2 separate regions of the Homo sapiens genome follow, and region 1 is linked to region 2. The links are chromatin contacts, found by Hi-C in ENCODE. All regions are on one chromosome and are shown on one strand. Each heading gives the region's core, a stretch centred on a gene start or an enhancer-like site at or near the end of the contact. The rest is flanking DNA. Distances are from core to core; before and after follow the strand shown. Region 1 overlaps SFMBT2 (Scm like with four mbt domains 2). Region 2 overlaps IL2RA (interleukin 2 receptor subunit alpha).

Evidence for each region. A loop is a pair of places that touch in the nucleus more often than their neighbours do. Pooled maps may share reads with other maps.
Region 1: a loop to region 2 is called in a pooled map, with 9 times the contacts of the local background. The contact joins two enhancer-like sites. A Hi-C loop is called at or near these places in 4 of 50 pooled maps.

Annotation. Positions count from the first base shown.
Region 1 is chr10:7,268,076-7,270,782 of GRCh38, reverse strand. The region is part of intron 7 of SFMBT2 (Scm like with four mbt domains 2); the gene reads left to right. Among named protein-coding and RNA genes, the nearest start is that of SNORD129, 83 kb to the right of the region's middle. Within about 2 kb of position 1,367, at least 4 of the 41 ENCODE cell types and tissues checked have a DNase peak (open chromatin) inside an H3K27ac peak, as active enhancers do.
Region 2 is chr10:6,048,654-6,051,353 of GRCh38, reverse strand. The region is part of intron 1 of IL2RA (interleukin 2 receptor subunit alpha); the gene reads left to right. Among named protein-coding and RNA genes, the nearest start is that of IL2RA, 12 kb to the left of the region's middle. RefSeq lists enhancers at 1-119, 210-339, 350-729. Within about 2 kb of position 1,298, at least 30 of the 41 ENCODE cell types and tissues checked have a DNase peak (open chromatin) inside an H3K27ac peak, as active enhancers do.

The DNA of each region.
Region 1 (2,707 bases), core at 118-2,617, 1.2 Mb before region 2:
ACAATTACCTTACCTTCTTCCCTCACTTTAATTTCTTCCCATAAGAATTCAGACTATTATTTTGGTAGGGTATGTGAGCATTATCATCTTATTCAGTATTTTGTGCATAATTAAGGAGTGCTTTAAGAGCAGATACTGAATATTACTTTTGGGCCTCTCATGAGGCAGGGTGTGGGGTTAGGCACTTTATAAATAGACATTAGTTGCATTGAATATTATGTGTTCTTAAAGCTGGTGAGATACTTTCATTAATGTTTTCTCTTATTTCAGTTCAATGGAAGAGACACAGGAGGTTTCTTAACTATATTTTGTAATGAGTGAGAATCTACACGTTTAATTTGGAGGGTGTGAGAACATCATTTTCTTAGTTTGCAAAGGCTACTGTCACAAATTCCCATGGACTGGATGACTTAGAATGACAGAAATTTGTTCTCTCATGCTTCTGGAGACTAGTGTGTGAAATCAGGGTGTCGGCAGGACCACACTCCCCTGAAGGCTCTGGGTGGAAGCAGAGGGCGGCCCTGGCTTCTGGGGTCGCCTGTGTCCTGGGCTTTGCTTGGTCTGTGGCCACCTCCCTCGGTTCCCTGCCTCCAGGTTCACATGGCCTTCTCCACATCTGTTCAAATTTCTCTCTGCTTACAAGACAACCGTCATTTGACTGGCCCTGTGTGAATCCCATCCAACTTTGTCTTAACTCAATTGCAGTTACAAAGACCCTATTTTCAAATAAGGTTGCATGATAGCTTCTGGGTGAGTATGAATTTGCAGGGAGACACTCTTCAACCCAATCTGATCGCATTTCATGTATGTACAGAAATCTTAGAAATAACACAGTGGCACTCTCTACTGACTTCCTCTGCTTACACGAAGGTAATGTTCAGAGAAATGGTATGGATGCATGGGATGAGGATCCAACTGTCTTAGCAGTTGCTTCATTTATTTAAAAAAAAAAAAAGAGAAATCTTCTCTCAAGTTTTTAGAAGTTCTAGCAAGCAGTATTCTTTGTGCAGGATCCAAAAAGAGACACACACACACACACACACACACACACACACACACACACACACGCACACACTTACTTGCTTTTTTTCTCTGTTATCACTGTTGATCATCACTGTTTCTCAGCAGGCAGACTTTTTTCTAGTTTCTTTCATTACGGTAAAAGGAATATGTGTTTGAATTCAGCAGTGAGTCATCTGAGATGCGTGTTGTTATGGAAAATTGCCATAGCGTTCAGCTGTTACGAGACAGAAGTCAAAGCTAAGCACATTTAATGGCCGGAGATGAGCGGTATTTCCAAGAAGTTCTTTTTATTATTTTTACACTTTAGATGAAATGGGTATTTGGATGGGATGAGTCCCATTATGCTGCGGTTGCTCACGTTGGGGGGATGTGTTCACACGTCTGTGTGGTTGTCGGTGTCTGTGCATGCAATGTGATTGAGCTCCTGGGTAGGTGTTCCTTTCTGTCTTGAATACAAACTGGAACAGTATGAGAACAAGCTCATGATTATTATTTCTACTGTTATTTATCTTTGATTTAAGAGATCACTGTGAATAGCTTTGGATGCCATACTTTACTGGGAATTCTGACTTACCTTATTTGGCAAATACAGATCATTTCCAAAATGTACATTCAGTTGAAGGATAAATAGTTGATGAAATAGGTTTAAAAAAACTCAAAGGACATTAAAAGCCTCATTTTATTGAAAAATAAATAATGACTTTTTTTTTCTTGAAGACGAACCCTGTTATTTAGAGGCCTAAAAGATTTGCCAAAACTATCCATATACTATCCATGTCTATAACAAGTCTGTAGAGGTGACTGCACTGTATATCACCGTGGCTCTCAGTGGATTTTAATTTAGAGCAGATGTCTCTGCATCACACAGCTGGGTGAGTCTCAGCTTTTGGAACACAAAGAAATCTTCCTTTTAAAAATCAACTTAAGATATGTTTAGAAAGTAGATAAAGGCCAGGTGCGGTGGCTTATGCCTGTAATCGCAGCACTTTGGGAGGCCGAGGTGGGTGAATCACCTGAGGTCAGGAGTTTGAGACCAGCCTGGCCAACATGGCGAAACCCTTTCTCTATTAAAAATACAAAAATTAGCTGGGCGTGGTGGTGGGCACCTGTGATCCCAGCTACTCGGGAGGCTGAGGCAGAAGAATCACTTGAACCCAAGAGGTGGAGATTGCAGTGAGCCGAGATCGTGCCACTGCACTCCAGCCTGGGCGACAGAGCGAGACTCTGTCTCAAAAAAAAAAAAATTAGATAAAACCTTTCTTTGACATAGTCACTTTGACCAATTTTGCAGCCTCTGGAAACCATCATTTGATTAACTTATGACATATCCCAATGTCCACTCAAGCAAAACGCCCCAGTTTCCATAAAAGCTTTTTATTTTTGTCTTTTGCGAAGGACTACTAGGAAGGGTTTCTGTCAGTTTGTTTCTGTCATCAAACAATGAAGTTTATTACAGGACAGACTCAGTCTTTTGGTCAATAATGTCTTTGTTGCCTCAGTTTTCCAGTTCACTGAGTGTATACTAAGAGACCACTAAAGGATTTTTTGGGGCTTGGTAAGTTTTAAAACTAGGGCTAGAGGAGACTAGAAAATAAAAGCCTATCAGTAATTGTAACATGTCACGTGTCTGACATTTACGAGCCTCCATATTACTTTTTCGTTCCCAGCAATTCTTATAAATCGT
Region 2 (2,700 bases), core at 49-2,548:
AGTTGACGTCAGCCTCTTCCTGCCCTGGTGCCCCGAGAGTTTCCCGGGAGTTTTGGGGATGACACCCGGCTGCATGCGTGACATCTCGCTGGCTGGGGGCAGGCCTGGTGGCTTCCCCGACAATGAAACCAGGCAGAGCCTGCAACCCAGCTGAGCACCAGTGTGGTCTCTGCTTCCGGTCCTTGTGGTAGCACCTCTGTTTACAGCCTGATTTAGAACAAAAAGAACTTTTGTAAAGGAGAAAACTCCTTATATTAAATGGAAAGCAAAACAAACAATTACCAAAAAAAAAAAAAAGTTGGAGGGGTGTTTCAGAATAAAAGAGCCGTCTCTCCAGACATCTGTCTGACGCCCAGGTGGCGCTGAGACCACAGGGTGAGCCTTTTGGCTGGAGATGTTGATCCCTGGTTTACTGCACTTCGGGCTTTCACTACCTTTCACCCACCGGACCATCAGTTTCACTTTCCCTCTCCCAGCGTCTCTCAAGCTCTGCTTCTCTGGCCCCGTTTTCAATCTAGTGCAAGAGGACCTGTAGCCAGGGCACCCATCCTCCTCCTCCTCGTCCTGCACTGGGATCCCAGCTCTGAGCACTCCCGGGCCAGGGAGGCCTTGCTGCGTGCTCTGCTTCTGTGATCTTACAGATTCCTCATGGCCACCATAGGAGATGGGGACTGTTAGCACTATTCCCCCACCCCAACCACCTTTTTTTTGAGACAGAGTCTCACTCTGTTGCCCAGACTGGAGTGCAGTGGTATGATCTCGGCTCACTGCAACCTCTGCCTCCCGGGTTCAAGAGATTCTCATGCCTCAGCCTCCCCAGTAGCTGGGATTACAGGCATGCCCCATCGCCATGCCTGACTAATTTTTGTATTTTTAGTAGAGACAGGTTAGTAGAGACCATGTTGGCCAGGCTGGTCTCAAACTCCTGACCTCAATTGATCCACCAGTCTCAGCCTCCCAAAGTGCTGGGATTACAGGCTTGAGCCACCACGCCCTGCCACCATTCCCATTTTACGGATGAGGAAACTGAGACCATGAGGCAGTAATTCACTCTCCCAAGAAAGCAAGGAGCCAGTAGATCTGAGCAGAACCCATGCATTCAGGCCGACACAGGAAGCAAGCTGTCAACAGGCACTGTTCATCTCCTGGGCTGCCTAGGCAGGCCCTGAAGCTCTGGTTTTCAGTCACCCTGTTATTCATCCCCAAGTTAATCTCCCCTGAAAGCACCTGTCGTGATGCCCTTTCGGCTGCAAGAGCTCCAGTCATTTCCATTGCCTCAGGGGCACTTTGCTACCTCCTCTGCCTGGCACACAACATGCTCCCCAGCCAAGACTGTTCCCTCAGCACATAGCACGCCTTGGCCAGCAGGTCTCCTCCTGTCCTTCAAAGGGAACCTCCTCATTTGTGATTTCAAAGCTGGACTCCCAGGAACACCCTCCTCCCTTACTGGAACAATCTTCCCCATCTTGTCTGCCTACCGGAATTTTTCCCAACCAGAAAAGCGTCTTGAGAGAATGGAAAAGTCTTATGAATTTGGAAAGTTGACAGCTTGAATTCAAATCCTAGCTTGAACTTGTGAATTTCTACTTTCCTTTACGAAAACCTTTGCATGCCATTCTGTGCAGGCACTAGCAAGGTGGTGGGAGGGAGATGGATACAGTAGGGTGAGTGCCGTGTAAAGAAAAGGGAGCAAAGTCTGGGACTGCAGAGAAATGCCACAAAGCACAGACAGAAGAGTCCCGGAGGCTTCCCAGAGAAAGATGACAGCCAATGGGAGACCTCCAGGGAAAGCAGGAGTTAAGAAGGTAGAAATGCATTAGGGAAGTGTGGCATGAGCATGATGGTCAATTTCAATGTGTCCACTTGCCTGGGCTAAGGGATGCCCAGATAGCTGGCTAAACAGTCTCTCTGGGGGTGTCTGTGAGGGTATTTCCAGGAGACACTAGCATTTGAATTGAATAGACTGGGTAAATTTCTTGTTGGTAGACTGAGTAAAGAAAATCACCCTCACCAGTGTGGTGGGGATCATCCAACCATAGAGGACCAGAATAGAACAAGAAGGCAGAGGAAGGTTGCATTCTCTCTGTTCAAGCTGGGACATCCGTCGTCTGCTCTTGGACATTTGCACTCCTGGTTCTCCAGCTTTTGGACTCTGGGACTTACAGCAGGGCCCCTCTGCTCCTCAGGCCTTCAGTCTTAGACTGAGCCACACCACCAGCTTTCCTAGTTATCCAGCTCCAGCTGGCATATTGTGGGACTTCTCAGCCTCCATAATTGAGTGAGCCAACTCCCATTATAAATATTCTCTTATTTATCTACATACATCCTATTGGTTTTGTTTCTCTAGAGAAATTCTGTTTCCCTGAATAATACAATGACCAAGGCCCAAGACAAAACACATGGTGAGCTCCAAGAGCCACGCAGAGTCCCGCAAGGCAGGAGAGCTCAGGCACATAGTGGAAGCAGAGATTTTGAAGTTGGGCATGAGCTGTGTCTTGGAGTCTCCCCATGTCACTGGGCTTAAACTGTGTCCTGGAAGGAACAGAACATCCCAGAGGGGTCTCAGTCAGGGCATGGCTTGTACTTTGGAGAGACAGCATTGGGTTTATGTGAAGAATGAAGGAAGAAGAGAAAGCACTGGGTTTATGTGAAGAATGAAGGGAAGCAGAAAGGCAAACCCATAGGGCATTGAGTAACCTC